Linked DNA regions of Mus musculus: region 1 is linked to region 2. A link is a loop called in an ENCODE intact Hi-C map of the cell type or tissue named here. Cell type or tissue: heart. All regions are shown on one strand.

Region 1 (2,500 bases), 610 kb after region 2:
AGTTCTTCAGAGCTGATAAGTACTTTGATTTCATAATGGCCAATGCTGTGAATGCTACTTTGCATAAGTACACAATACAAACAAATGAATAAACAAACAAACAAAAAACAGCAGAAGTGTGTTTAGGGACATTTCAGAAATTGCTGAAAATACTATCCTAATTCTAAGCCAAAATTCATTTAACAATTTTTAGATTGTGTTGTTTTTTAAAATTACATACAAATTGGAAAGTGGTTGTGCACATGAGTTCAGGTACCCACAGAGGCCAGGGGCATCAGATTCCTTGACGCAGTTGCAAACTGGGAACAAAGCTGTAGTCCTCTGCAAGAATAGGGAGCGCTTTATATGCTAAGCCATCCCCCTGGCCCCTCATTTAGCAACTTTTATTAAGCCCAAGTCAGAAACTCAAACAGCAATCTTTAAAACCAAATACTCTAACACAAAACTGTCCAAAAATACAATCATTTGATACTTACAATGCTGAAGAATTATAGTAGGCAAATACAGAGAATCCTCGTTTTCTATAACTAACGCATTGATTTTTCTATAAGAATACAAAGCATGGGGCTGGAGAGATGGCTCAGTAGTTAAGAGCATGGACTGCTCTTCCGAAGGTCCGGAGTTCAAATCCCAGCAACCACATGGTAGCTCACAACCACCTGTAATGGGATCTGGTGCCCTCTTCTGGTGCATCTGAAGAAGAGACGGACAGTGTAGTCACATACATAAAATAAATAAATATAAAATAATAATAATAAACTTTTAAGGAACAGTAGAATCACTGAAGTCTGTAATATTAATACAGTCGTCTTGAATCCAAACTGAAGTGCTTCAGACAGGGTTCATGGACAAACAGTTCAAAGCATGAATGTAAGTCATTCACTGCCGGGGCTGCCGTGAAGTTAGTCACATGATGCAGTAGAAGCAGGCACCACCAGAAACACCTCGGATTCACCGTGTGTTTAATTTTGAATTAATTGCCAGACTTTTTATGACCTTCACACTGAGTTACCTGGTCCCATACGGCTTCCTGTGGGTATGACCCACTGTGTAGGAAGTGGGGCTTTAAACACAAAGAGGGATGAGTGACCGAGCTCTCGGAACTGTAATTGCACGCATTAAGTGCATCCCTGCCAAGGCTCAAGCATGACAGTGTGGAGTCTGCACGCCCACTCAGCTGCTCTTCAAAATCAGGCAGCGTTCTGTATTGTGTACATAAGTGCCCTCTACTGTTCAGAGTGGATGTGTCCACTAACGTGGACTCTTTTTTTTTTTTTTTTTTTTTAAAGATTTATTTATTTATTATAGTTAAGTACACTGTAGCTGTCCTCAGACACTCCAGAAGAGGGAGTCAGATTTCATTACGGATGGTTGTGAGCCACCATGTGGTTGCTGGGATTTGAACTCCTGACCTTCAGAAGAGCAGTCGGGTGCTCTTACCCACTGAGCCATCTCACCAGCCCTAACGTGGACTCTTGAGTTGAACAGTAAGAATTACTATATCAGAGGCATCTTAAACGTTTGTGAATGATGTTCTTGTAGGAGGGGGTGAGAGAACAGGCCACATGTTGAATAATTTTTAAAGCAATGTTATTGGCCATAATTGATAATATCACCATAGCAAAAAAAAATCCTCTATTTTTCTTTCTTCCTTTTTTTTTTCTTTAAGATTTATTTATTTATTATATGTAAGCATGTTGTAGCTGTCTTCAGATGCCCCAGAAGAGGGCATCAGATCTCATTATATATGGTTGTGAGCCACCATGTGGTTGCTCTGTACCGCTGAGCCATCTCGCCAGACCACCACCCCCCCTTTTTTTTTGACACTCAACTTTATTGATGAAATGGGCTCCTCTTCAGCACGCTCCCAGGTGCAAGCTGCTTAAAGTTGGTTTTCTGTGGGACAAGACAAGGGGATAGAAAACTGTTGCTAAAAAACAAAGTAATCTTTCAATATTCACAACCTTAAAATTATATCCAAGAAGACAGAGAATAAACAATTTTTAATAAAAATAATTACTTCTCACCGGGCGGTGGTGGTGCACACCTTTAATCCCTGCACTTGGGAGGCAGAGGCAGGGGGATTTCTGAGTTTGAGGCCAGCCTGGTCTACAAAGTGAGTTCCAGGACAGCCAGGGCTATACAGAGAAACCCTGTCTTGAAAAACAAAACAAAACAAAATAATAATAATAATTACTTCTCAAATAACATTTTACAGTAAACTACTCAATGTGTTGACTCTGCCTAAGCTCAACTGTGCAATCTTTCTTCTTTTTTTTTTTTTTGTTTTTTTCGAGACAGGGTTTCTCTGTGTAGCCCTGGCTGTCCTGGAACTCACTTTGTAGACCAGGCTGGCCTTGAACTCAGAAATCCTCCTGCCTCTTCCTCCCGAGTGCTGGGATTAAAGGCGTGCGCCACCACCGCCCGGCCTTCTTTTTTTTTTTTAATTATTTATTTATTTTATGTACACAAGTAAACTGTAGCTATCTTCACACACACC
Region 2 (2,500 bases):
CATGATATAGATGGTGTCCACTACAAATCCAGGGCGCCAGCCATATCCATGCCCATGCCCGACCCCACAGTGGCTTAGCAGCCCATCATCTTAGCTGTTAGCAGAGACAGCTATAGAATAAACCTGTTACTCTCTGATGTCCCTGCAAAGAGAATGTCTTGGCGCCCTGTTGACTCTGCCCTTGCCTTTGCAGAGAGGGCAGGGTGCCCCAGCCCGGGAGCCTGTCATCAGCAGTGAAGAACACAAGCAGCTGATGCTGTTCTACCACAGAAGACAGGAGGAGCTCAAGGTAGCCATTGGGTGGCAGGGGCAGTGGAGCTGGGCACACCGTGCATCCCGTGCCTCCCCCACGGGCCGGGCCCTCTACCATCCATCCACACAGTGCTGGGGAAGGCCTTCCAGCTCTCCAAGGCTGTCTCCAGTGTTAGACCGTGGGGGTCCCACTACTGGCAGGGGCGTGCTGGGGTGGCAGGAAGTGACCCGGGTCCTTCCCTCAGTCTATATGAACTACCTCTGAAGTGTTGTCCTGAGTAAGGCGCGTTTATTTCCAGAAACTGGAAGAGAATGACGATGACTCCTGTCTGAACTCCCCGTGGGCTGACAACACGGCTTTGAAAAGACATTTTCATGGCGTAAAAGACATAAAGTGGCGGCCCAGGTGAAGCCAACACTTGACTGTCAGAACCTCAACCCACCAAATTCCTACCTTCCTGGTTTTCCTTTAGTTTGAATTTTTGAAATAAGTCATTCACAGTTTTAGAACTTAATAAATACACATTCAAAAGAGAATGTTTTAGGACAGCTGTGTCACATCTAAGGACTTAACTTGTTGGTGTCATGAGAGCCATGTCTTTCCTGTCCCTTACCTTGTGTGTGCCTGTGTTGGAGTGGATCTGAGTTTCCTCTGTAGCAAGATAGCCAGCTGGTCCGTAGCTGATGTGGAACTCAGCCGTCATGGCCACTAGAGGCCGCTGGCTGCAGTCTTGTCATTCTCCATGTGGATGGGTTGAATTCTGAGTTGGCTTTAGGTTAAGACACTAGGGCAATGGTTCTCAGCCCAGGGTTGACCCACCCTTTCACGGGTGTTGCATACCAAATGTCCTGCATGTCAGACATTTACATTACGATTCATGACAGAAAAATGACAGTTATGAGGTAGCAATGAAATAATGTTATGGTTGGGGTCACCAGAACATGAGGAGCTGTGTTAAAGGGTCACAGCATCAGGAAGGGTGGGAACCCTGCACTCGGTGGACCCACTGTCATATCTGACTGTGCTAGCCCTCAAGGGTAAGCTTGGCTCCGGGCTACCCCCTGGCCTTATCTGCCAGGAGAAGCCACCCGTGGTTCAGGTTGGTAGCCAACTAGGCTAACCTGGCACCTTGACCCTTCTTCAGTTAACCATTCAAGTCTCCTTCACTAAACAGGCTGGGAAAAGGCGTTGTGACGCTGGCACAGAGTGGCTGTGCTTGGGGATGGCCACACCAACTGCAGGCTCAGCTGCCTGCTGTCCCTGGGTTGTGCTGTACACCATCAGGCTAATGACAACAGGTTTGTGCGCCTGTGACCACCTGCAGGACATACTGGGGCACTGGGCCTTTTTAAAGTCACTATTCCCCCTAAGCCACTGTAACCCCCAACACCTAGCGCTGCCATCAAATGAGGCACACCCAGGCTGCTCCCTGCAGCTACAAGTGTCCTAGAGACACACTTACCCTTGACCTTGGCCTCCAGGATGCTGGCTCAGTTAAGAGGAAATTCTTCTTGCGCCCTGTAAGGGAACGGAAGCATAGTACTGTTCCCTGCGCTGGACTTCCTGTCCCACGCTCCTCCCACTCACTGCCCCTCCCACCTACGCACCCCAGGCCAGCCACCACAGCCTTGAAAGGAGCAGTAGGAGCGAGGGGAGCTGGCCCTGGACAGGTCCTGCCTGATGCAAGGCAGCCTTTCCCCGAGCCAGCACCCCACATCTGGGATGAGAGCAAGCCACTTGTTCTGCCTGGCTTCATCCTCAGAAGTAAAGCTAGCTAGATGTCCCTGTTTCCACTTGGAGGAAGACTTGGGCATCCAGGAAAAGCTGTGAGGCTGAGCCCCGCACCTTGAGATTCTCCCAGAAACTTTGGCCTCCCAAGCTACTTCACCAGAGGGGGCCCCAAAAGGCCACTTCTCAAAGCCAGATGTAGCTAGCCACTTTGTGGTCCTGCTATTTCAATTGATCAAATTTTGTAAAATCCAGATTTGCATCTATTCCCCCTTCCTTTGATTATAATTTTTAAGTTTTTCCTTGGATTGTTTTGGCCTTGAATGACGTTTGTTCTTAAAGCCTCGAGTTGTATCTGGGGAACCTGCCTCTGCCCATTTGTGTGTAGACGATTCATGCTCAGAACTACACGGGAGAGTGAGTCAAGGCATGTGATCTCAGCAGAACTTTTAGAAACTATGTTGATTAGAAACTGGCATCGATGCTACCAGACATGGGTGCTGCCCGTGGCCTCACAGT

Evidence for each region. Hi-C counts contacts between places; a loop is a spot of excess contacts. Peaks named below come from ENCODE experiments on the same cell type or tissue, not always from the same donor. Only the 100,000 strongest peaks of a DNase experiment are listed, where the experiment ranks them.
Region 1: it touches region 2 in a loop (2.8-fold over the local background); 8 of 42 quality-filtered maps call a loop at or near these places.

The regions. Positions count from the first base shown.
Region 1 is chr16:90,311,287-90,313,786 of GRCm38, reverse strand. No RefSeq gene overlaps it. Among named protein-coding and RNA genes, the nearest start is that of Scaf4, 28 kb to the right of the region's middle. In heart, a CTCF peak has its summit at 1,223 (motif pointing left); no DNase peak of the experiment used is centred here.
Region 2 is chr16:90,924,134-90,926,633 of GRCm38, reverse strand. Cfap298 (cilia and flagella associate protien 298) reads left to right here. Exons shown (of 7, transcript NM_026502.2): 6 at 194-289; 7 at 552-823. The coding sequence ends at 662. Among named protein-coding and RNA genes, the nearest start is that of Cfap298, 9.5 kb to the left of the region's middle. In heart, a CTCF peak has its summit at 960 (motif pointing right); DNase peaks (open chromatin) are centred at 973, 1,463 and 1,823; H3K27ac peaks cover 357 bases; H3K27me3 peaks cover 696 bases.